Linked DNA regions of Homo sapiens: region 1 is linked to region 2. Evidence: chromatin loops called from intact Hi-C (ENCODE). Cell type or tissue: ascending aorta. All regions are shown on one strand. Each heading gives the region's core, and the rest is flanking DNA. Links, peaks and the distances in the headings are about the cores only. Region 1 overlaps LOC107986124 (a long non-coding RNA gene). Region 2 holds the start of LOC107986044 (a long non-coding RNA gene).

What was found. Peaks named below come from ENCODE experiments on the same cell type or tissue, not always from the same donor. Only the 100,000 strongest peaks of a DNase experiment are listed, where the experiment ranks them.
Region 1: it touches region 2 in a loop (7-fold over the local background); 1 of 110 quality-filtered maps calls a loop at or near these places.

The regions. Positions count from the first base shown.
Region 1 is chr3:126,280,921-126,295,414 of GRCh38, forward strand. It overlaps LOC107986124 (a long non-coding RNA gene), which reads left to right. Exons shown (of 3, transcript XR_001740882.2): 3 at 7,093-10,605. It also overlaps a transcript of KLF15 not described here. Among named protein-coding and RNA genes, the nearest start is that of KLF15, 69 kb to the right of the region's middle. RefSeq lists enhancers at 7,076-7,621, 7,622-8,166, 10,854-11,354. In ascending aorta, for the core only: a CTCF peak has its summit at 6,867; DNase peaks (open chromatin) are centred at 6,911 and 7,621; H3K4me3 peaks cover 1,740 bases; H3K27ac peaks cover 2,500 bases.
Region 2 is chr3:126,388,170-126,400,363 of GRCh38, forward strand. LOC107986044 (a long non-coding RNA gene) reads right to left here and starts at 4,079. Exons shown (of 3, transcript XR_001740563.1): 1 at 4,014-4,079; 2 at 1,466-1,732. CFAP100 (cilia and flagella associated protein 100) reads left to right here and starts at 6,740. Exons shown (of 17, transcript NM_182628.3): 1 at 6,740-6,809; 2 at 7,773-7,880. The coding sequence starts at 7,832. It overlaps CFAP100-DT (CFAP100 divergent transcript), which reads right to left and starts at 6,629. Exons shown (of 2, transcript NR_103789.1): 1 at 6,130-6,629; 2 at 4,863-5,124. RefSeq lists enhancers at 1,363-1,911, 9,636-10,145. In ascending aorta, for the core only: a CTCF peak has its summit at 1,292 (motif pointing left); a DNase peak (open chromatin) is centred at 1,182; H3K4me3 peaks cover 1,181 bases; H3K27ac peaks cover 1,387 bases.

The DNA of each region.
Region 1 (14,494 bases), core at 5,388-7,887, 100 kb before region 2:
CTATCCCACCCCAGCCCCATCTGCTATCCCTACAGACCAAAGCAACAGGGCTCTTTGACATTTCATGTAAATGGAATCATATAATATGTGATCCTCTATGACTGGCTTCTTTCACTTAGCATGATGTTTTCAAGGTTCAATCATATTGTATGAAGCATGTATTAGTACTTGGTTCCTTTTTATGACCAAATAATATTCCTATTGTATGGATAAACCACATTTTGTTTATTCATTTATTATTTGATGAGCATTTTGGTTATTTTTACCTCTTGGCTATTACAAATCATGCTGCTATGAAGATTCATGTACAAGTTTTTATGTGGACATATTTCAGTCGTCTTGGAAAAAGTACTGCTGGTCTAATGGTAACTCCACATTTAACTTTTTGAGAAGCTGCCAGACTGTTTTCCAAAGCAGCTGCTCCATTTTTCATTCTCACAAGCAATCTATGAGGATTACTGCTCAACCCTGCTAACACTTATTATTGTCTGACTTTGTGATTAGAGCTATTATATAGTGGGGGTGTGAAATGGTATCTCATTGTTGTCTTGATTTGGATTTCTCTGATGTCTAATAATGTTGATCACTGTTTCATTTGCTTAATAGACATCTATATATCTTCTTTGAAAAAATGTTTATTCAGATCCTTTATTCATTTTTAATTGGGTTGTCTTTTTATTATTGAGCTGTGTTCTTTATATATTCTAGATACAAGTTTCTTATCAAATATATGATTTGCAAATATTTTCACCCATTCTGTGGGATTTTTTTTCACTTTCTTGAGAGTGTCCTTTGAGGCAGAAAGGTTTTCGATTTAGATGAAGTATAATGTATCTATTTTTCCTCTTGTTGTTCATGCTGTTGGTGTCTTATTTTAAAATCTATTGCCAAATACAAAGTCATGAAGATTTACCCTGTGTTTTCTCTTCAGAGTTTTAGGTTTGGGACTCACATTTAGGTCTTTGATCCATTTTGAGTCAATTTTTGTATATGGCAAGATGTAAGTGTTCAAGTACATTCTTTTGCATTAGGGTATTCCATTGTTTCAGCATCATTTGTTAAAGAGATTATTCCTTCCCTGTTGAATGTACCTGGCACCCTTATTAAAAATTAGTTAACCATAGACACATGGGGTTTATTTCTGGACTTTCAATTCTATTCTGTTGAATCTTACGCTGGTACCACATGGTCTTGATTACTGTAGGTTTGTAGTAAGTTTTGAAGCTAGGAAATGCAAGCCTTCCAACTTCATTCTTCTTTTTCAAAATCTTCTTGCCATTTTGGGTCACTTGAGTTTCCACATTAATTTTTAGATCCATTTGTCAAAATCTATAAAGAATCTAGGGATTGACTTGAATCTGTAGAACAATTTGGAGAGTATTGCCATCTTATACCATATGCGATCCATGAACATGGGATGTCCTTCCATTTTTAAGTTCTTCAATTTTTTTCAACCAAGCTTTGTAGTTTTCTGAGTATAAGTTTTACACATTACATTGTGATATTGTGATATACATATATAAATATATTTATATATATATATATATATATATATAGTTTTTGTCCTATTTCCTGACATACAACTCCTAAAACCCTCAGAATCTCCAGCGTGATAAGGATGTCTTTTGTATGCTAATGAGATGACTGGTGGATAGCAGCCCCTAAGTAGTTTGAAGATGTGGGGGTGATCACAGGAAAAACATGGGCATGATTAGAGGGTTGGGACTTTTCAGCCCCACCCCCAACCTCCAAAGAGGGGAGAGAAGCTGAAGGTTAAGTTGATCAACAGTGACCAACAATTTAATCAACCATGTCTATGTAATGAAGCTTCTATTAAAAATGTAGAAAGACTGGGTTCAGGGAGCTTCTAGATAGCTAAACATATGGAGGTTCCTGGAGGGTGTCATGCCTGGAGAGGGCATGAAACTGCCGCACACCTTTCCACATACCTCACTCTACATATACTTCATTTGGCTGTTCATCTGTGTTCTTTTTAATGTCCTTTATACTAAACCAGCAAATGTGGGAAAGTGCTTCCCTGAGTTCTGGTGAGCCATCCTAGCAAATTAATTGACCCCAAGGAGGGAGGTCATGGCAATCCTGGTTTGTAGTCAGGGTTCCAGGTATCTGAATTGGAGGTAGTTTTGTGGGGCTGAGCCCTCTATCTGTGGAATCTAACACTATCTCTAGGTAAACAGAGTCAGAATTTAATTGAATTAGAGAACGTCTAACTGGTGCCCACTAGAGAATCTGGCCGAAATTTGCTTGGTGGATTGGTAGGGAGAAATCCTTATATATTTGTTCACAGAAGAATTCTGTGTTGTATTGTAAGAGTACAGTGGGGGAAAATGATAATGTTTTTTCAATACCCTTACACACTTCTTTTTGTTTATTTGTAAGCATTTTATTCCTTTAGATGCTATTACAAATTGAATTGTTTTCATTATTTTATTTTCAGATTGTTCATTGCAAGCATATAGAAATACAACTAAGTTTTGTACAGTCATGCATCACTTAAACGCAGGGATACATTCTGAGAAATGTGATGTTAGGTGATTTTGTCATTGTGTGAACACCTTAGAGTGTACTTACACAAATCTGAATGATTTAGCCTACTACACATCTAAACTATATGGTACAATATAGCCTATTGCTCCTAGGCTACAAACCCATACTGCATGTTACTATACTGAAAACTGTAGGTGATTGTAACACAATGGTATTTGTGTATGTAAACATAACTAAACATAGAAAAGGGGCAGTAAAAATATATTACAACGGATAAGATATGGTACCCCTGTATAAGGCACTTACCATCAATGGAGCTACCAGGACTGGAAGTTGCTCTGGGCAAGTCAGTGAGTGAGTGGTGAGTGGATGTGAAGGCCTCGGGCACTACTGTGCACTACTGTAGACTTTATGAGCACTGTACATTCAAGTTACACTAAATTCATTTTTAAAATATTTAAAATATTTAAATATGTAAAATAAAAATATTTAAAATATTAAATATGTAAAATAAAAATATTTAAAATATTTAAATATGTAAAATAAAAATATTTAAAATATTTAAATATTTAAAATAAAAATATTTAAAATATTTAAATATTTAAAATAAAAATATTTAAAATATTTAAATATTTAAAATAAAAATATTTAAAATAAAAAAATTAAATATTTAAATATTTTAAATAAATTAAACTTACCTATCTTTTTTAATGTATAAACTTAATTTTCTTTTAACTTTTTAACTTATAATAACACAGACTAAAACACAAATACATTGTTCAGCTGTATAAAAATATTGTCTATTATTCTATAAGTATTTTTCTATTTTAAAATGATTTTATTTTCTTTTTACTATTTAAACTTTTTTGTTAAAAATGAAGAACACGCACACACATTAGCCTAAGCTAACACAGGGCCAAGATCATCAACATCACCATCTTCCACCTCCACATTCTGTCCCACTGGAAGGTGTTCAGCTTTATGACACATAGAGCTGTCATTTCCTGTGTGATGACAGTGTCTTCTTCTGGATACCTCCTGAAGGACTTGTCTGAGACTGTTTTACAGCAGCTATTTTTTTTTAAATAAGTAGAAGGAGTACATGCTAAAAACCACAATTAAAATAGAATATAGTAAATAAAGCAGTAGCATAATCGTTTATTATCATTATCAAACACTATGTTCTGTACATAACTGTGTGTGCTGGACTTTGAAATGACTGGAAGCACGGCAGGTTTGTTTTCGCCAGCATCACCATAGGCAGGTGAGTAATGCATTGTGCTACTACATTACGACAGCTACGACGTCACTAGGCAGTAGGAATTTTTCAGCTCCACTATAATCTTATGGGACCCTCATCGTATATGCGATCCATTGTTAACCAAATGTTTTTGTGTGGCACATTACTGTATATTCATTTATCTTGTATCCTGCAAACTTGCTGAACTCTTTTATTAGTTCTAATAGTTTTTTAGTGGATTTCTTAGAATTTCCTACATACAAGTTATGTGATCTGTGAATAAAGATAGCATTACTTCTTCCTTTCCAATCTGGATGCTTCTTATTTATTTTTCTTCACTTACTGCCCTGACTAGAATCACATTTATGTTTCAGTTTATTTCTAAGTTTTTGTTGCTATGAGAGATAGAATATACCCCTTTATATCTTATGATTATTTCTATTATATGGAAAATCTGTTTAATTTACTGAACATTTCTTGATTCTAATAGTTTTTATATTATTTTCTTAAATTTGAGGAGTTAAAATTATACTTGTAAAAATGGTTCTTATCTATATTATTAATATTTACAGCTTAAATAATTTTCTAGACTCATTTCATTGTCTAGGATCTCAAATACAATATGAAATAGTGACAGATGAGGCAGGAATCTTTATTTTATTCCCAAAAGGATGTGTTTCCTTTGAATAATAGTCCATTGCTACACATTATTGAGCTCTTATTATATGCTAGGAGCTTTGCATACATTAATATTAAATCCTCCTTATGACTGTGAAGTGGGTTCCATTGTGAGCCACAGTTTCAGATGAGGAAGCAAAGGTACAAAGTTTAGGTTAAGTAAGTTGCCCACAGTTACGCATCTGGGTGCAGAGCTGGGATTTGAATACAGAACTGAGTACGTCACTCTTGCATGTGACTCTGGCTTACCCCCTGTAATTCAGAGACCTGAAGCCAGGGTCCAGACATGTCTAAGAGGGCCACCAAAAGGCTTCAAGCAGCCCCATGAGCCCCTTGAAAATCTGTACAAAATTTTCAATGCATGTCCACAAATTTATTTTTGTGTGTATAACATCCAGGTTCCCCACTGGATTTTCAAAGGCATTTAATACCACTCAAGTCTTTCCCTGAAAGTATAGTGATGCCTGTTGGGTTCTGGTAAAATTCCTTTTGTTTCATTAAGGATATTTTATTCCTAACCAGCAAAAGCTTTTTATACTAAATATGGTATTACATTATGAAATACTTATTCAGAACCTTTTGAGGCGCTAATCTCTTGCTTTGCCTAATAATCTAATGACCAGCAGTAATGGATCTTGCAAGAATGATCCATGTCTACAATCCCTGGACAAGCCTTGTTTTGTTTTATTGTCCTGGTGGATTCTTCATATTCTATATGAACTCAAAAATATCTGAGTTAGGACTCAATCAATTTAGAAAAAGTTTATTTTGCCAAGGTTAAGAACACACACCTGTGACACAGCCTCAGGAGGTCTTGATGATAAGTAAACTTAAAGGGGGAGGTGGAGGCTTCCAGGTCACAGGTAGGTTTTTTTGTTTTGTTTTGTTTTGTTTTGTTTTGTTTTGTTTTTGACAGAATCTCGCACTGTCACCCGGAGTGGAGTGCAGTGGCATGATGTTGGCTCACTGCAACCTCCACCTACTGGGTTCAAGCAATTCTCCTGCCCCAGCCTCCCAAGTAGCTGGGATTACAGGCGCCCCCACATCATGCCCAGCTAATTTTTTGTATTTTTAGTAGAGATGGGGTTTCACCACGTTGGCCAGGCTAGTCTTGAACTCCTGACCTTGTGATTTGCCCGCCTCAGCCTCCCAAAGTGTTGGGATTGCAGGTGTGAGCCACCACACCCAGTCATAGGTAGTTTAAGAATTTTCTGACTGCTAATTGCTTGAAAGAGTTATTTCCAATAGAAAGGAATGTCTGGGTTACTATAAGAGGTTGTGGAGACCTAGGTTTTATGACACAGATGAAGCCTCCAAGTAGCAGCCTTCAGAGAGAATTGGTAAATATTTCTCATCAGACACTAAGGTCTATGTTGATGTTAACATTGGTCACCTTTTCCTGAATTCCAAAAGAGAGGCAGGTATAAAGAGGCATGTCCCACCACCCCTCTTCCCATCATGGCCTAAACAAGTTTTTCAGGTTAACTTTGGAATACCTTTGGCCAAGAGGAGGGTTCCATTCAGATGGTTGGGGGGAGCCTTAGAATTTAATTTTTGGTTTACATTTGCTTTGCTATGATTCTGAGACTTGCACCTAAGTGAGATTTCTTTTCCAGTGTTTTTTTTATATCTTGAGTTAATTTTAGTACTTGACATTTATTTTATTTTTTTAAGAGTCGAGGTCTCCCTATGTTGCCCAGGCTGGTCTCAAACTCCTAGGCTCAAGGGATGCTCCTGCCTCTCCCTCCCAAAGTGCTGGGATTACAGGCCATCACCCCTGGCCTGACATTTCTTTTAAAAATTATGTATTGCTTTAAGATGTTTAAGCATATTAGCTCAGCATTCTGTACTGTATTTGTCCCACTTTAAAAATTTTCCTTCTGGTCCATTTTGCACTATGCCTACGGCATGTTTTCCATAGCATTAGCCTCCCCCCACCCCCCCGGCCCCAATAGAGCCAAAACAGCTACCAGTGTCCCCTGGGAGTCAGGGATGGCCTGGGCTGGTTCAGGGGACTGTAGCTGGAGCCCCTGGCTGGCTGTGTGATTCTGCCCAGTCCCCCGCTCCCTGTCCGGGCCCTCTGTTCTCTCCTTACGGTGGGGAGAGGTCTGAATGAGGCCCCAGCTCACGCACTCCATTATCTTGAGGCTGCTCCCACCCCCAGGCCCGAGGGAGACAGAGGCCTTTTGAGCTGGGGCTGGCAGGCGAGGCTGGAGTCCCAGGGCTACCAGAGCGTTGCGGAGGGAATGCTTTGAAGAGGCCCCGCCCTTCCTGGGGCTGCGGCTCAGCTCCGGCCTCCCTCACCCGGCAGGGATTCCCGTTCTAGGGAACATGTGGTTCGTGCCAGCCAGTTGATGTGGGCGCTTTCTTCTGCCCCTACTCCCGGCTGTCCGCTTCCTCCCCAGCCCCCTCCTGTGAGCTCTGGGAGCTACAGAATAAGGACACTCCTTGGCCCCAAGCCAGCCCCAGCTTGCTCGGGAGCCTGGGTTTCCCCCTCCGTCCCCATCACCGCGAGGGTCTGTGCATGGGAATCTGCTCCAGAGGCTCCCTCAGGCGCCGCGCCGCGGGGATACGCCTTTCACCGCCCCAGCAATTGGAGCGCTGAGTCGAAGTCCTGATTCCACGATAGGCGGATGAAGCCCTAACGCTGAAATTCTTTCCTCTAGGTCTTTGGCAGCGGCTGGGGCCAAAGCCCGGGCAAGACCAACGCCTTCGGCACCCGGACTCAGGCTCCGTCCTCTCTGCCAGCGTGCGGCTACAATGACTCGACATGGCAGGTGGGCAAGCACAGCACGCCCCAACAGACATGCTTTATTTAATATGTACTAAAAATACAGCAGGCCTGTGAAACCCACAGGTGCAATTGCTTAAAATGAGGCTAAGGTAGACGTGTGAATGGTTAATAATGAGTTGATTAAAATATTCAGAAATCATCTACTGGAGACGGGCAAACTGCAAAATGGTAGCATGGGAGCAACTGATGTTCGAGAAAGCCCAGGCTCCGGCAAGCCGTGGGTTTGAATTTACACATGCGCACATAATGGGTATGAATAAACCTTTCTTCAAAAAAACCAGATCAAGTCAAGGCAGTTATTTGCTGTGGGCAGGTGCCAAGGCTGGCTGCTTCAGTCCCCACGCGAGTCGCCCCCGAGCCTGCTTCTGCAGCCCAGCCTGGAAAGTGCAAGGCACTTGGAAAGGAGCCACGCCCAACGCCCTGTACCAGCGGCCTCCCGGACACCAACAGCGTCCTCTGCGCCTGCTGCAGCTTGTCCCTTAGTCCTCCCTGGACAGAGGGCGTGAAGTTGGCTGCGCCAACAGGACGCGGCCCGCTCACTTCGGGGCTCATTGTCCTGGACACACAGTCAGGGCTGGACGCCTCCAGCAGCCCCACGCTTCACCCCAAGGTCCGCAAACCTGACAACTTCGGAGGTAGGGATATCTTGACACAGTCTGAAAACAAACCATTTAAAACTTTTTTTCTCAAAAAATTAAAATAATTTTTTTCTGCTTACAAAATCTATAAATTCAGTTCAATATCAATGAAAATCGCAACAGGATGTTGACACTTGAGAAGCTGATTTGAAAGTTCATCTGAAAGAGAAAATATATAGGAATCCTGAAGATGATTTCGAAAACCTCCAAAAAGACTTCAGTAATTCACACAGAAAATCCAGAAACAGATTCATGTTTATGGGGAAATTTAGTATTTGATACAGGAGACCTTTCAAAGCCAAGCTGGAAAGATGGAAGGTCAACAGAGGCTTTGGGGAAAACTCACTATCCATTTTGAAACCAATGTTAGAATCTTCTTACCATTTGCAAGAATAAACTCCAGGTGTATTAAAGAGCTAAACATTTAAAAAATCTATAAAAGTTTTAAAGCCAAATATGGAAGAATATTTTTAAAATCCTATGGTGAAGAAGGCTTTTACTAAGCAGCAAACAAAACCTGGAAACCGTAAAGGAAATGACTGACAGATTTGAATATTGCAAGAACTAAATGAATGCCTCCTTAAACAAATTAAAGGACAAATTCCAGGCAGGGAGAAAATAGTTTACAATAGAAGTAATGTGCCAATGGTTAATATCTGTGTTGCATAAACATGTCTTTCCAATCAATAAGAAAAGAGTAGGAAATGGGTAAGGATTTAACAGGCAATTCACAGAAGACAAAGTAACCGGCCCCTAAATGGGAGCATATCCTCAACTTCACTAGTAATAAAGGAAACGAATTTAAAAGACGATACATTTCTCACTTCTTCTCTCCTTATAGCTGTATTCCACCTTTGACCATACAGCCTGTTTTTATTTATCGTAAGCATAGGTTAATAAATACAGGGCTTACCATGTTAATATCTTCTTTCTATGGATGCGTAACAACTTATTTTATCATTCCGTTTGTGACTGAAATTGAATTTCTTTCTGTAAACCTGAAAATATCTGAGACAAGCCTCGATCAACTTAGAAGTTTACTTTGCCAAGATTAAGGACACGTCTTGGGAGACAGGTCTGTGCCTTTCTCCAAAGATGATTTCGAGGGCTTCAGTATTTAAAGGAAAAAGCCAGCTGGAGGGGACAGAGGGAGGGTATGGTCACATTACTGAATCCAAATGTTGCAAAAGAAAAGGAGCATGTAGGGGAATGGTCAGTTATGTGTTCGTCCCATGCTCAGTAACTCGACTCTTCACACAAGATAAGGTGAATGCAGAGTGGAGATCTTTAACCTTTTATCTGTCTCTATCTGCTTAGGAACAAAGGGAAAGGCAGCTTCTTGCATGACTCCACTTTCAGCATTTTTTTTTTCTTTTGGCGGAGGGAGTAGGGGTCCCAAGTTTTTATTTTCCTTTCACATTTCTATTTTGCTTTTCTATGATCTGCTGCTGTAAGCTTCCCTATAGCACATTCCCAGGCTAGAATCTCATAGTGGGGACTGCCAGCTCACAGGGAAAGCACAGGGATGCTTGGATGCAGACAGGCAAGCCCAGCTCCAGGGCTGCACCTGTGGACCCCACCCCAGCCCAGCCCAGCCCCTGGAAGAGGGGGTCTGTCTGTCCCTGATTGGCCCACCAGCACCCTGTGGTTCTTTCAAAGTTATTTCTGACCTATACTACTGTTTGCCCTATTAGGGTGCCCCTTCCTTCCTTCCTTTCTTCCTTCCTACCTTCCTTCCTTCCTTCCTTCCTTCCTTCCTTCCTTCCTTCCTCTGTCTCACAAGAATTCCTTTTACAGTTTGTCATTTGCCATTGTATGTGGCTAAATCTGTCAAACTTCAGCACTGTTTTCTAGCATTGTTGCCAGGCTTAGCCTCCATTCCAAGATTACAGAAGCATCCACCTGAATTTTCTCCTAGAACTCTCACAGCTGCAGTACGTTCTGCTTTGGAGAAGGAATGGCCCAATTCCCTTCTGAATCTGGAAGAAAACAGAACTGGGTCACTTTACATATTATTTGGCCATTTTAAATTATATACCACTTTTACATTTAATGTAGCCATTTGACGGAGTTACTTCAAAATTTTCATATAAGCCTTGTCAAAAGGTCTCATTCTGTACTTTTACCATTTTTTTGAATCTTTTTTATCTTTATCCACTTTCATCTTGTTACAGGCCACTGCCTTCAGAGAAGGTGACAGAGGGCCATGTCTGAAACATTCTCCCACAACCAGGAACCCTCAGCAGCCGCTGAAGAGGAAAGGCAGTTAAATGGAAAGACTTCTGAGCAAGTGGAGGAAAAGTCACGTGTGACCTAGGGAGGGGCTCCCACAGGAAGGGGCAATGCCCTTGCCCTGTTCACCTAGCCTCCAGGTGGCTTCCCACTTGAAATTTCAGAGGATGGCAGAAACCTACTTACAAGGAAATGAAAGAGGGCACAGCAACCTTAAGACCAGAGCAGCCCACGATATTTTTTAATGAGGGCAAAAATAGAAGACTTGCAAAAGACCCCTGAAAATAATGCCTGGAAGCTGCGAAACATCAGACTGACACCGCACAAAAGAGGTCCAGCTGAGCAGGAGAAAAGCTTGAGAAGCATCCAGAACAATGTAGGTGGAGAGGCTAAGAAGAAAGAGGAGCCCACATGGAATGAATAACCAAGGTCGGGACAGAGGAAGGTTCGCCAGAACTGGGAGGGCTGAAATTGGACATTGAGATAAATTAAAGAGTGTTCTTTAAAACTGTCAAGACTTTGGCTGGTCAATAAGTAAACTGCAAACGAGTGTTCCTAAACCACAGCAGCAATGCTCCCTGGAGGAGGGAAGGAGGCCGGGGCTGCCACTCTCCCAGGTGGCTGCGTCCCGGCCTTTGCCATTGATGTGTGCTTTCTCCAGGCTCACAGATGTCCCTGGGCCGGTTGCATCTGTGACCAGGACTCTGCCACCTGCCTGTGGCTTGCTGATCAGCTGGTCACCCAGGAATGTTAGGGATGAACAGAGACCTAGAACTCAGGCTCCATGGATCTGGCAGCACCAGGAGACGAGGTTTCAAATCTCATGGCTGGGCCAGCCAGCCAGGTGCCCTGGAACTGTTGTGATCCCTGCTCCTTGCCGGGCTTAGCCTCCTCTTACTTCAGCCCAGAAGTCCCCGAGTACCCACTCAACAAATGCCATCCCTTTAATTTCTGTGGCCTGCTGCCATCACGGCTCGCCTAATTCATTCCCTCCACACCCTAAGTGTCCACGGAAGTGGCTGAAACAGTAAAACCACAGAGGAGCATTCATTCCAGTCCCCAAGGCAAGCCCCCTCCTTTGCACCCTGCTGTTTGGTTGATTTCTTCTTTCTCCACTTCCCAGGATGTGGAGCAGATTCCCTGTGGCATGATTACCTGAGGCCAGGTACAGACTGGCTCCAGGGAAGCACAGGGCTGGGGTCCCAGTTCCCACACCGGGCCATTCATTAACAGGTGGGAAGAGTTCCACCACTTCTGAGGAATTAGCAGGCTCCAGGTGACCCTATGTCACCCCAAGTGACTCTCCATTCCCCACAGACTCAGCCACAGGGCCAACAGTTTCTATTGCTATCTTTCCCTCCAGAAAACCCCTGGGCCATCTCGCCTGCCCAGCTCCTGCTGCTCCCCACGGGAGGGCTACAGTTAAAGAAGGGAAAGTGGCTAATTCACTAAGTAATTAACTTAAGGAGTGTCTATTGAACATCTACTGTGTGCAAGATGCTGTTCTAGATTTGAGATACAAAACAGGGAAAGAGAAGGCCCTGCTCTCACGGATGGGCATTAGAAGAGTGGGGTTGATAAACACGAGGATCAGTGAAGAGCATTCCAGGCAGGAATAAGCACTGCAGAGGAAGGAGGATGAGATGAGAAGGGAGAGCGAGCGAGCAGCAGTGGGGGAGGTGTCCATGGGGTTGAGTCTGGACGAGGGGAGGGAAGCAGCCAGTGCTTAGCAGGAAGACAGGGCAGGGGTGCAGCTCCCAGAAGGAGACAAAGAGGACCTTTCGAAGGTCTGCAGGTGGCAGGAGGGGCAGAGGAGGCTGGACCCAGGTAAGAAGTCATTGCAGGGGTCCAAGCCAGGAGAGGACAAATCTGATGGAGGTTTAAAAGGCTCAGTTGTCTGCCTGGTGGAGAAGAGACGAAGGGGCAGAGGGGGAAAAAGTGATGGACTAAGGATAGATTTTGGAGGCAGAGCAAACAGGAGAGCATGAAAGAAACAGAGAATCAAAGATGATGTTTAGGCCAGGGGCGGTGGCTCATGCCTCTAGTCCCAGCACTTTCGGAGGCTGAGGTGAGAGGATCGCTTAAGCCCAGGAGTTCAAGACCAGCCTGGGCAACATAGCAAGACTGCATCTCTAAAAAAAAAAAAAAAAAAAAATTAGCCAGGTGTGGTGGTGCACACTTGTAGTCTCAGCTACTTGGGAGGCTGAAGTGGGAGAATCGCTTGAGCTGGGTATGTTGAGGGTACAATGAGCCATGATTGTGCCACTGCACTCTAGCAGTGGATGACAGAGTGAGGCCCTGTCTCAAAAAGAAAAGATGATGAGTTATTGGTTTGGGACCATTTTCTGACCTAGGGAAGACAGAGGAGAAGCTGGCTTGTGGGTGGGTGGTATCTGGAGCTCCGTTTTGGCCAGGTTACATTCCAGGAGCCTCCTCGGGGTCTGGGAGGAGCTGTGGAGAACCCAGACATGTCTGTAGGGGTGAAGCATTTCTGGCCTGTGTAAGCACACACCTGGTGGCCACAGGGCCTGGGCTGTCTGAGAGAGGTCTGGTTTGAGATGTGTCAACGTCGGACTCTAAATGCCTCTCACCCCAGGGCTCAGGTAGCCCCTTCCATGCCTGTCCAGAAGACCCTGCAGAAAGTGCTCATGGTGGTGCCATCTCACCTGCAGTATTTGTTCCTAAATCAGCACAAGTCGGATCCTAGCAAGGGCCATGGAATATGCTTAGAGGGTGACACATACACTGCCACTGCCTGTTTCTATTCATGAACTCACTTTCGAAAGTGTCCCATTCTGAGATAATTTTAGACTTATAGAAGAATTGCGAAAGCAGCCTCCCCACCCCCAGCCTCTTCTCATGCCGGCATTCCATGAATCAGAGTGCGATTATGAGAGCTGAGACTCACCTCGCCGTGGTCTCGAGAGCTGGACGGCAGGCAGGCCCCTCCCAGTGCCCTCCTCTGTTCCCAGCTCCCACGTGCATTTGGCTGTCACCTTTCTCTGTCTCCTTTCTGTGTCAGGGCCGGCTTTTTAAGAGGATGGGTCTGTCGCTCTTGGACAGTCTCTCCGCCTAGGTCTGCCTGACGCCTTCTCTGCATTGGACTGAGGTAATGCCTTTTTGGAAATTCCGTGGCAATGCCACAGAAGTGATGTGCATTTTCGGTGGGCCAGATCAGTGGGTGTGGGCTGTTAGTGTGCCTTGTGCCTGGTCATGCCAACTTTGATCTCTTGGTTAGGGTGGTGCCTGCCAGGGTTCTCCCCCATCAACTCACTGTTTTTCCTTTGTAACCATTAAATATTCAAAGAGATGCTTTAAGGCTACACAGAGACACTGTTTGTGCTTAGATCTCTGTCTGCTAATTTTACTATCCTCTGGTGATGTTGCCTCAGCCGTGCTCCCTGCAGTCCTCTGGTGCTCATCGTCTTCGTCTCTCATTCGTTCCACATTTATTAATTGCGATTCATCTGTAAGAAAGCAGTTAACTCACTTTTAAACGTCAATAATTAAGCCATACACCAGTTGATAGCCTGTGGGGCAGGAGGAAGAGCAAGGCCTTCAGTCAGTCCAAAGGGTGGCTCGAGTAATTTTTTAACTGAGCACTTTTCTCTGCTTGCAGGCTGACCCTTGGTTGCATTTGGCCTCTCTAACTTTGCCCCATCTCTGCTGCTGAGGTCAGCAGCTCAAGAACGAGCCTTGCACAGGCTTTGGGGCCCTCTCCAGAGAAAATCGGGTTCCTTCTTTCCCTTCCAAGCATCTCTGCTCCCTTTGCCCTGCCGCTAGGAAGAAACCTCCCTGTCAGAGCCTCTCTACTTCTAAAGCCAAGTCTTTTGCCAGTGGCCCTGCCCCTCCATACACACACACACACACACACACACACACACACACACACACAGATACGTACACATACACACATGTGCATGTCCATGCATGCATAGATACACACAAACATGTATATATGTGCATATATACATACGTCTATGGATTCATATATACACATAATACACACATACACATGTGCACATATACATGCACATGCATGCACTTATACGCACATGCATATAGATACACATAGATGCACATGAGCATGCACACACATATGTACACACATGCATATACATACATATACACATACATATATGCTCATAAAGAACTACATACATATATAAATATATATTCCAATAACAGCTGTCAGATCATTGTTTTTAAAAAGCAAACAATCACAGAAGACACAAACAGCTTAGGCTCTTCTACAGCCTACTGGTCCTTACAACAACTTTAAGAGCAGATACAGTTACTATCCACTTTGGAAGATGAAGAACCTCCAGCTTCCTTGGCCCAAGCCTACACTTCTAGTGAGGGCAACGCTGGGAACTACATCCAGGCCTTTGCTCGAAGCCTGTC
Region 2 (12,194 bases), core at 244-2,743:
TAATTAGCATCCTGTTAGTAACGGGTTTTGCACTAAAAGACCTTATTAGAGTTGGGGTGGACACCTTGGGTTAGGGTTTGGGGAAGATTGGGTTCAAAATGTGAGCCTCAATCAGGATTTGGAATAAATTTGGATCTGATGAAGCCAAGGCTGGGGTGGGGCTGGATTTGAAGTCGGATGTGGTTGGTGGCGGGGGGTGGGGGGAGGTGTCACTCCTGTAATCCCAGCCCTTTGGGACTTGCCAAGGTGAAAGGATCACTTGAGCTCAGGAGTTCAAGACCAGCCTGGACAACATAGCTAGACCCTGTCTCTACAAAAAAATGCAAAAATTAGTCAGGTGTGGTGGCATGCCTGTGGTGGCATGCCTGTGGTGGCCCTAGTTACTTAGGAGGCTGAGGCAGGACGATCGCCTGAGTCACGGAGGTTGAGCCTGCAGTGAGCCGAGATCACACCACTGCACTCCAGCCTGGGCCACAGAGCAAGACCCTGTCTCAAACAAAACACACAAATCTCAATTATGCATAAAATCAGGCTGAAGGTTTGAAATCAGGCAGGGTTAGAAGTGTGAGAGTGGTCCAGGCGTGGTGGCTCACGCCTGTAATCCCAGCACTTTGGGAGGCCAAGGCAGGCAGATCACCTGAGGTCAGGAGTTTAAGACCAGCCTGGCCAACATGGTGAAACCCAGTCTCTACTAAAAATACAAAAATTAGCCGGACACGGTGGCGGGTGCCTGTAGTCCCAGCTACTCAGGAGGCTGAGGCTGGAGAATCGCTTGAACCTGGGAGGCGGAAGTTGTAGTGAGCCGAGATCGCGCCATTGCACTCCAGCCTGGGCAACAGAGCTAAACGCTGCCAAAAAAAAAAGAAAAAAAAGAAAAAGAAAAATGTGTTAGCATTTTGGCAGAGGGGCTCTGTAGGCTTGGAGGCCCTGCCCAACATATCTCTGTGGATTCCTGTAACAACTCAAGGAAGGGACACTGGGGCCTGTGGAGGGGTCTCTGGCCCCTCCGGCGCCCCTTTGGTACCGCGCCCCGCCTGCGAGCTAGGAACTGTGGGGACCCGGCAGCGGGCGAGCGAGCCCAGGTCGCGGCAGCACTGCCTGCGCGGTCGTCTTGACGCCTGACCAGGGCCGGTTTTCAACTTGTTTACAAGCCTGCGTCACCGGGAACCTTTCACCGCCGCCTGGGACAAAAGGTTCCTCTTTGTAAGTCCCTTCTGGGCAGAAAGGGGATTCGCCGCCCGGCGCGCTGACGGTGCGGGGCGCCACGCCGTGGCGGATGCGGACAGCGCGCGGCCGGTTCGCCCGTCTGCCCCCTAGCGCCCTGCTCTTCCCGCCGAGCGCGTAGTCTGCCCATAGCCTCGGCCACCAGCCCCCTTTACATCGTCCACCCACCCACAGCGTCCTGCCGTCCACGCCTCGCCCACCCACGGGTTCCCCGCAGTCCGTGCCTCGTCCACCCACTCACTCATCTGCGCGTGGCTCAAACAGGCATGCCTTGTCCACTCCCTCCACAGGAATTTCCTCCTTTCATGGAAACAACTTGCCCTCCCGTCCACCGTCCACTCCATTCCCCATTCACTGTCCATTGACTCATTTGAGGAACTATCCTATGAACACCTTCCAGGTGCTACGCGTTGCGGTCAGCAGGTCACAGGACACAGCTCCTGTCCTCTGGGACCTCCAGGACAGCAGAGGAGACACCAGCAGAGGTCCTCGTGAAGTGATCATGGCTCTGGGGGCAAAAAGAGGACATATCAGCCGAGACTTGGGCGCAGGGGTGGCGAGGCTGGGGCTGAGACGGAAAGACTGGCTGCGGAAGAGATGGGAGGAGGACAGGGGCTAGGCCCTTGGCAGGGGCTCGGCAGAGGGGAAAGCCTGGAAACCAAGTGGGCTCCAGGCAGAGGGCACCGAGGGGGCCGCGGGAAGAGGCCAGACCCGAAAGTCCTCGTCAACAGCGCCACAGAGCTCGGGCATCACCCGGGGTCACGGTGCCCCCCAGCAATTTCTTCTACTTTTCACTGTTTTGTTATTATAGAAGTAATACATGTCTACAACTTCATTGTAAAGAAAAATGAGAGCGAGCAATAGGAAAAAAATAATCAGCCATAATCTCGCCTCGCAGACATAGTTTTCGGTGTATGTGCACATACGCGGTTTCCCCAGGCATCCGCTGGAGAGCGGCGCTCCTGGGCTAGATGACGAGGGAACCCAGAGCGAGCTGCCTACCTCAGGGCTTGCAGACACCTGGGTGGGGATGTCATGGAGTGGGTGCTATGGCCAAGCCAGAATCCATTCAGATCCCCCCATCCCTTTCCCTAACACAACGGATGCCGTCCAGGCACCAGCCCTATGGCACCGGGATGGGGCCTCCCACAGAGTCCCCAGCTTCTATCCCTGGCAGCGATTAGTTTAGGCATGCAGTTTTTTGGCTAAGATATGAGGAGAGGTGTTCTGAGGGGCTACTCATGAGAAGTTTCTTTGTAAGTCATTTCTGGTGAAGCTTTCTGTTTCTTGAAGCAAAATACAACCTAAATGATACCTGAAACTAGTGTAAAGACTACCTTCCCCGGGCTCCTGGGGCTAAATCACGCCCTCCCGGGGAGCACCCCTGATGCTCACATCTCCTACCCTTCCTCCTGTATCTGGATCCCACCCTAGCCTCCTCAGCACCATGGTCCCTCCAGCTTGCCTTCTGCCTCTACACACACTCTCTCTCTGTCTCTCTCTCTCTCTGTATGTCTCTTTCATTTCCTCTACGCCCACAACCTGGTCTAGTCTCAACCCCTCTTCCTGGCTGGCTGACCACAGTCCCCTAACCACCTGGGACCTGCACCCCACCCCCACCTGTGGAGACCACGCCCAGGAGCACACCTGGGAACCAGGCCAGTGCCATGCAGTTTTCTCACCTGCCATGCTGCATGCCCCAGCATCCTGCCTTCTGAACTGTGGCACTGGGGGTCTGGCTTTAATGACCTAGCCTCCACCAGAGCTGCAGGGAAGACCAGGGTCATTTCTCCAGGCCCACTGTGGGTCTGCACACCCATAAGGGAGCAAGATAGAGCCACTGCCAGGACCCTCAAAAGTGCTGTCCAGGGCACTTTCTCCTCTTCCTCGTCACCCATCCATCTCAGTCCCCCAGGAGATCCTGAAACTGCTCACACCAAGGTCAACCGATTTGTTGGCAAATCCAATGAACACTCTTCAGTCCCTCTCACTTGGCCACTCAAGAGCACTTGGCAATGTGGACCCCTTTCTTCTTCTCCTTTTGAAAATATTTATTGAGATATAATTTACATATCTAAACTTCACCCACTTAAAGTGCATTTTACTATATTCAGAGTAAATCTAATGTTCACCATAGTCTAATTTTAGAACACTTTCATCACCCTAAAGAGCAAAATCCCATCTCCATTAGCCACCACTGCCCATTTGCCTGTTTCCCCAATTCCATCTAGGCGCCTTCATAGGATATGTGGTCTCTTGTGACCACATATGAGCCCAGTCTTACTCTGGGCTCCAAGACCTTCTTTTTTATTCCACTAGCACTGTTTCTCTGACACTGTGGTCAAATGTGATATGCCTGGGATGTGGATGCCAAAAGTCATCCCTGTTTTTTCCTAGACTCCAATCAAATTATCCATCCATCTGAGCTGGCAGGAAAGCAATCTGATTAATGTGATTGCTCACAAAATATAAAAAGCATGCCAGGCTAGAGCACCTGGCAGGCACTGGTTGGGGACACGTTCCCAGAGAGGGAGGGGGGATGGGGCTTCAGACACTCTTTAAGGACTTTGCAGCTTTCCCCTGAAACATGGTCCTGCAGGCCACAACCCATGCAGGGGCTCCTAGGTCAGTGTAAGTAGTGCAAAGAGCTCATATCACTGCCCTCCCTGTGGAAAGCCCTTGACTCACCGTGAAGCACGGTAGACATGGCTGTCATTCTCCATAACCTACCACCTCTCAGCAAAAGGAAAACCCCCATGTGAGAGATCTGGGCATCTAAGGCATTTTACCTTGAAGGTGACTCTCCAATCCAGCCTGGCCTGCTGTGCTGTAGAACAACGGTGAGACCAGGTGCTGCAGGAAAGAAATACAAGCTGCTCTCTCAGGCTTTGTCGTTCTGGTAGACCTCTGAATACCCTGTCTGGGTACAGGACTACTCCTGACCCCCCTGGTTTCTGAGTCCCTCCTCCCACGGCAGAAGCCAAAGATCTTGTGTGGAAGGCGGGAGGTGCAGGCAGGCGATCCAGGTGCTGCCTACCGGTCAGGAGTGCATAGCAGACTTCGGATCACAGCATGTTCTCTGCCAGAACGCGCCTGCGATGGCTTTGGGCTCCGCTCCAGGCTACAGCATCTCCCAGCTTGATTCCCTATCGTCCTACAGAGTCTGGGGGCACCCCCATGTCCTTTTCTCCCCCAAGTGGCTATAGTTGCTTTCTGTTGTTTATTCCCGAGAGCCCAGACTGATATACCTTCTTTGAGGAGGAAAATACGAAATCTGAAATACGAATTTCTCCTTTAAGAAGATTGTTAGCTTTTCCCAAAATGTTTGATTATGAACATTTTCAAGCTTCAAACATACAGAAATGTTGGAAGGATTTTGAAGCAGACATCCACATGCCCACTGCCTGGGCTGGACAGCTCACAGGCCACTACGATTCACCACACAGCCAGCCAGCCACCATTGCTCCACCAATCATGCATCTGATTTTAAAAATTAGCTTTTAATCAGCAAATGGTATTTCTAGTTAGACCTGTTAGGCTAAGACTAAAAGTTCCAAATCAGGTCACGTTTTCTAGGTGGTTTTCTTTCTAACCTTGTAAGCTACCAAGAGCAAAAACAAAGGCCAGAACACACAAACTGACAGATAACTTGCCTTTATTATGAAGTACACCTTTGGACTTGTGGGGTTTTTTTCCCAAAGCTTGTGCATCATTGTCTGGGATAACTGCATAAAATGGAAGGACGATTCCTGGTGAGAGGCAGTGTGTTCTAGGTAAGAGCAAAGCTGGAATCCGCTGTCTCACTGTGTCCCTGCTCTGTCCACACCGGCAACTCATGCAAAGGCAGGGTGATCATGCAGGTGAAATGGGTGGATTGGTGTCAAGTGCGTGGAACAGTACCTGGCACATAGAAAACACTCTGTAAGGTTCATGGGGAGATTCACGACTGTTCATAAACTGATCTGTTGATGACAATGAATGGGCAGGAGCCTGGGTACCTTTGTTCTCTTTGGGTCACTTATGTTCTAGCTTCCTAAAAGTCTCATTAGAGCACCTTGTATTTAGATAAACCATTACAAAAACACTTACTTTTCTACTTGAGTCACCAGTTTATGAAGTGCTTCTTGTGGTTTGCTAAAACCTAAATCGGAGGGACAGGTTTTTGTTCTGCTTTGATGGTTTGTAGGGAGATAAGGCTGCAGAGGTAGGCTGGGGCCGGGTCATTGAGGACTTTGAATGTCAGTGTAAGGAGCCTCTCTCCTAAGGGTAAAGGGACAACTTGTCTTTCAGCACATTTGACAATAGCAGCTGTAACGAACACACACGTGCACACATGCACACACACACACTACATGTGCACACATGTGCACATGCACACATGCACAAATCACATATGTGGCTTAACACAATACAACATTCTTCCTCCCTTGTGCAAAGCCCACTGTGGATATTGCAAGTTGGGACACTATTCTACCAGCGAAGATTCAGGGATCCCTGCTCCTTCCATCTTGGGAGCTCCTCCTCACTCCCACCCCCAGCTCCAATGGAGTTCCTGTTGTGGATGTGGTCTTCCCACCCACTACACCGGCCTTAGGCAGAGCCTGGCACAGCTGGGATCCTCACTGGGACTACATTGCTGGGCTGCAGACTGCTCCAGAGTCCCCCCAGAAGCCCCTAAATGTCCCTGAAAAGATGAGTCACTGACTGTGCTTTCAGCTCCAAGCAGCCTTTATCAATCTCTCAATCCCCATAGATACTGGGAAAATCTAGGAACATGTTCAGAACTCAAAGAGGGGTCTTCTGCTGCTGCTTTTTGTGGGGAGACAGGATCCCTGAGCTGGGGGACCAGACATCCTGGTGCCCCTGGCTTCAAGCAGCTGGTGGATCTGCGCGCTCAAAACTTGCCCTGGTCTGTATGGCCTCATCCTCTCGCTTGTCCCACTATGATGGATCTCGCTCGCTCCGTAGAGCAGTGGCTTTGCAACCCTAGCCAGCACTGGGGTCGCGCGTGGACTTGTCAGGACACACATTGCTGGGCTCCACCCCGAGTTTCTGATTCTGGGGCGAGGATTGAAAACTTGCTTTTCTAACGAGTTCCCAGCATTTTCGATGCTGCTAGTCCTGAGACCATACTTTGAAAACCGCCCCTCTAGAAAGTGCGATCCCTCCCCAGGAAAGAAGCAGGGCTATTTTTGCTCCAAAAGTATCCATCCTGCACGCCCTCTTCAGTGCTTGGCACGTGGCGAATAAACCAATCAGGATGAAAGGAGCCAACCCAAGTGCGGAGTGTTGAACCTCAGAGGAAGAAACCCGCGTTCACCAGGCCCAGGCCTGGGCCAGGCGCTGTCCTGGCGGCGTCAGGGAGGACATCGTGCCCAGAGCTCGGACCCAGCAGCCCGGCCCCGCGCCCTCCCTGTCCCGCGGCCCGCAGGCCCAGCCCTCAAGCGCCCAGCCTCCGCGGCCTTTGTGGCGTCACAGCCAGCCTGAAGAATGGTTGCCTTGGAGACGTAAACCCAAGAGCCCTGCTCCTGGAGCTGAGAACTGCAGCGCGGAGGCTTCGGAGCGAGCCGGGGCAGTCGGGGTCGGTGGGTGCGCTCGCGGTCCGGGGAGAGGGGGCGCGCGGGGTCCGTGAGGGCGCGTGGGGGCGGCGGCAGGGGTGCGAAACCAGGGCCCGAGGGGCGCGCGTGGCCGGGAGCGGACTTGCAAGGCGCCTTCCAAGGCTGCCCGCTCGCATGCCACTTGCTTGAAACACACCCATCTACCATCCACCCCATCTGTCCTACCATCCCTGTGCACCTCGCTGTGTGGCTCGGGGCCTTGCAGAGCGCGGGTGTTAGGAGGCGACCCTGCGAACCCCAGGCTCACCCAATAGGGGGCTGCAGCAGGAATGCGGCAGGAATGGCACAAGCTTAGAGTGGGGGCCCTTTCCAGAGGCAGCCCCTCCTGACTGTGACTTTGGACACCTCGCTGAATCTCTGCTTCCTCCCCTGCAAAAATGAAAATTCATTCAATGGATGAAGTTAAGAAGTGCCAAGGGTATGTCAGGAGCTTGGATGAGCAGAAAAGACCCCCCTGTTCTCATGGAGCTCACATTTTAGGGGGAAATAGACAACGAATGGATTTTTAAAGTGATAATCAGATAGTGGGAATTGCAGAGAAGAAAATAAAGGCCACATGGGGGTGGGGAGGAAGAAACCACTTTGGATGGGATGGTGAGAGGTCTCTCTAAAGAGGTGACATTTGAGCTCGGAATTGAAGAGAAGGAAGCCCAGCACCCCCAGCTGGGTATGGGAGAATATTTTTTGGCCGAGGAGGCCGAAAATGCAAAGGCTTGAGGCCAAGATTGATGTGTTCTAAGCACAGAAAAAGTAGGCAGCTAGAGCCAAGTCCAGGAGGTGAGAGTGGACCCTCGGGTGGGAGAGGCAGGGAGCCGGCAGGTGTCCCCACAAGGTGAGCCCTCAGCAAATGTCGGTGGCTGTCAGCCACCCAGGGGGAAGGAAGCTCTGGGCTTGGGGACCACCAGGCTCAAGCACTGTGTCACTCCTCAGGTGAGGATCTCCTTTAGAAGAGGAGAAGCCTTGCATCAACCTCTTGGGCCTCAGCCAAGATGTCTGAGATACCGTCCACTATAGTCTCCAAGAACATGACCAATGACAGTAAGTACCGGGCCAGGGTGGGCACTCTCAGAGGTCAGGGGCAGCTTCGGAGCCTGTCCAGCTCCCTCACAGGTTAAGGTAGCTCTAAACCAAACACTAGGCAGGAGTCATAGATCTGCCTACTTCCCTTGAAACAAGGCATATGGATTGCCTGCAGCTGCTGTAACAAAGCACCACCACAAACTGGGGGGCTGGAGTCACAGACATTTGTTTTCTCAAGCTCTGGGGGCTGGATGTCTGAGATCAAGTTGTCCAAAAGGCTAGGTCCCTCCAAGGGCTCTGAGCGAGAACCCATTCCGGGCCTCTCTCCTGGTTTCCAGAGCTTTGCAGGCAATCCTTGGTGCTCTTTGGCTTGTAGAAGCATCACTCCCATCTCAGCCTTCCTGCCCATGTGGAATTCTGCCTGTGTGTGTCTGTGTCCAAATTTCCCCATTTTACAGGGACCCCATCACATTGGATTGGAGGCCTACCCCGCTCCAGAATGGCCTCAGCTTAGTGAATTACAGCTGCAAAGACCTTATTTCCAAACAAGATCACATTCTGAGACAGTAGGGGTTGGGACTTCAACATACGAATTGGGATGACACAGTTCAACCCACAACAGACCATGAGGAAGGTGTCACCGTGAAGGTGAGCTTCTCTCAGCACCCCTCTGACCACAAATGCCAGGCTGGGCTCCAAGGAGGTGGTCAGCTGGCGCTAGGCCCTGGATGAAACATGCCTGCCCTAGTGGAATTGCATGCATTTGCCAAGATCTCACACAGGGCGACGCTGAGGGAGGCTGCCCAGGCCTACCTGGGGCCCTTCAGCTTTTTTATTGGAATTTAATTTGGTTTTGACCAGGCATAGTATTCCATGGTTCAAAATTCAAAAGTGTGTTAAAAGCCCCTCATTGTGAAAAGCCTCTCCCACCCTGTCAAAGGCATACAGTGCCCCTTCCTTAGAGATGGCCACTGTCCCCTGTCTCTTCTAGGCTACCAGCTCAGTGCACATACAGGCAAATGTGTGTAGATGAGGTTTGTTCTTTTCTTACACGGAGATCACACAATGAAAACCCTGTCTGCACCTTGATTTTTTTAATTAACCCATACATTGTAGAGACTGTTCCTTATCAATACATCAAGAATTCCCTTATACTTTTTGTGCTTTTGAGTAGAATAGTAATCTTTCAGTATGGCTGTATCATAATTTATTAACCAATTCTCTGTTCATATGGGTGATTAGCTTGTTTCAGAAAGTGTGCTGCTATAAACAGTGACCCCCACCATTACACTTAGGTGTGCACACGCTCTCTCGTTCTTTTTTTGCTCCAGAGTAAATTTTAAAATGAAGAAGGGCTGGAATAAGGTTTAAAAACAAAGATGGCTTTGAAATGTTTATAGATAACAAATTAACTCTCAATGTGCCCATAAAACAATGCAGATAATTATGCTACCACAAGACAGTTGAAGGACATGTAAACTATATTGATTTGTTTATTGGTATGAGGGGGAGTGCCTAGTTGGGGTACCCTATGACCCTGTGGCATTGGTAATTCCTCGAGATTGATTGAGGGCCTGTGCATTTGTGAGAAAACCAGGCCAGACAGGCAGAGCCAGGATTGGCACCCAGGGCCAGGGGTCTCAGAGTCAGGTGGGTCAGGGAGGTTGGCATGGGCAAGGTGGGCAGGGGACCTGGCCAGGGGCTTCAGTCAAGAGGACTGCTGAGCTCTGTGTCCTGGGGTCAGCTGCAGGAGCTGGGACAAAGGTAGGGGCCAAAATGACACTGAGCCACCTGGAGTGAGAGGTTTGGGGATGCTGAGCCAAGTACAGATAGGACCCCCCCTCAACCAGAGGGCCCAGGGCAGGGGCCTGGAGGCCAAGTAGGGAAAGGGCATTCTAGGCGGCTGGCCAGGCCCAAAGGCCCTGAGGTGGGAGTGGGCGTGGTGTGTTCAAGGGAGAGACAGGAGGCCAGCATGGGCCAACTGGGTAGGGCCTGTGGCCCGGGAGGACTATTGGCCTCTGCCCAGATGACGGGAAGGATTTAAGAGGGAGACTGCTCAGTGTCTAGCTTTATGACTTTTGTGATGAGAACGCTGTTCCCTAAGCCTTGGCAGAGGGGCTGGTTTGGCCACAGCCTCCTTTGAGGCATCAGGGCGGGCAGGGGTGGGGGCTGCAGGAATGCCCGGAGCTCTGGCCCTGCACCCTCAGCACCCAGCCCAGTGCGGGGCCAGTTCCAGGAGAGGCACTGGGGTCGCGCGTGGACTTGTCAGGAGAGGGCCTGCGGCTGGTCCCTCTGGGCCAGAACCCTGCCTGAGCCTCACTGTGGGTGTGGAGAGTTTGTTCCTTGAGCGGCCAAATATATTTCCCAAGACACCAGGCTCCAGGTACAAGACTCCAGAAGGAGCAGGTTGGGAGAGGCTTGCCCCTGCTGAAGGAGCCGTGTGCATGCGCGTCAGGCCAGGATGCCCTGCAGGCTCTCACTGCTGCTTCTCAAGTGCACGTCCCCCACAATGGGAGCATTCAGGAAGGGCATGGGGTCTAGAGAGGTTGTTAAACCACAGATGGCCAGGCCTTCCCCCTGCCAGTTCTGGCTATGAGGGATGCGAAGGGCTGGAGGCAGGAGTTTAATTTGGCAGTGTGGAGAAACATGATCTTCAGTAATCTAACCTTCATCTTGGGACATCCGAAGCCTGGCCTGGTGGCCTCGTGGGCAGAGTGGGCCATCCACACATGCAGCCCACATCAGGCCACTCAGGGACCCACAGTCACTTCACTAATGTTCATGGAGCACCTACCGTGTGTCAGGCACTGTGCTGGGCTGGGGCACAGAGGGCCATGAGACGGAGGCGCCTGCTCTCTGAGCATTTAGTAGAGTGCAGCAAACAGCTCTCAACTTCACCGGCTCCATCCATTCCTGCAGCCCTGGCCAGGCCAGGCCTGGTTCACTCCCACTCAGTGTCTTGGCACTGCTGTGTCCTCCACAGGGAATGCTCTTCTCCCCAGTTTCCCTGGGACTCCCTCCCTCACACCCCACAGGAGCTCATTTAGATGTCAGCTCCACAGGGAGGCCTCCCCTAAACAAGGTAAAACGCGGTGCCCCACCTGCCCTACATCCCTCATTGCTGTTCCCTGTTTCATTTTCTCAGTGGCACGTTCTACCCTCTGGCCTTTTGACCCTTCTTCACCTGTGTTGCTTACTGTCTCACTCCCATCCAGCAGTGACATTTGTTCCCCCAGAGCCTGGAACATCACAGGCCTCAGTCAAAACCTGTTAGCCTGCAAGCTCTCCCTCTAAGATCAAGAGCAAAACAGTGATGCCCACCTTCACCACTGCTGTTCAATATTGCACTAGAAGTTCTAGCCAGAGTCATTAGGCAAGAAAAAGAAAAAAAGAAGTAAAAGACCCAGACTGAAAAGGAGGAAGTAAAACTATTCACAGATGACACAACCCTATATATAGAAAATCTCAAAGAATCCACAAGGAAGTTACTAGAGCAAATGAATGAACTCAGCAAAGTTGTGGGTTACAAGACCAACACAGAAAAACCAGTTTGTCTCTGTTCACCAGCAATGAATAGCCCATAAATGAAGCCACTCATTGACAACAGGGGTGACATCATGGCAAAGTAGGAAGCTCTGGGAATCCCTCCCCTGAAACAATTGTGCTGGCGTGAATTATCAGAAGCAACTCTTCTGAAACTCTGGAGTTTAGTGAAATGCTTGCAGCTTGCAGGGAAGATCTTGATGAGGAGGCTGGGACATTTTAGTGAATTTTTAGCATTTCCTGGAGCAGCTGTACCAGCCTCCAGCCTGCAGCAGGCAGCAAGGAGAAGGTGGCCTGTGTTCCCGGTACAGCTTGCTGGTGCCAGGGTGGGAAATAAGGATCTTGTCCTCCAAAAATTGGGCTGTGTGTTTGATTGCTGATCATGGCCTGCTTCTGAGGGGCCGGCTCAGCGGCTGGCCATTGTTCCAACTCCAGGGTCTAAAGCAACCTCCCGGCTCTGTTGGTCAAGGGCTGTCCTTCCCCAACCCCTCCACTCTTGTGAGAGCTAGACTTTTATCTGACATTAGCTCACATTTAGAAATCTTTGACAAATGATTGATATCAAGAATATAGAAAGAAATCCTAACACTCAACAAGAACAACAAAAAGCAAACAACCCAATTCAAAACTGGGCAAAGGACTTGAATAGATAATTCTCAAAAGACGATATGCAAATGATCTACAAGCAGGAGAAAAGATACTCAACATCATCAGTCATTAAGGGAATGCAAATCAAAACCAAAATGAGATACCACCTCACACCCATTAGGATGGCTACTATCAAAAAAT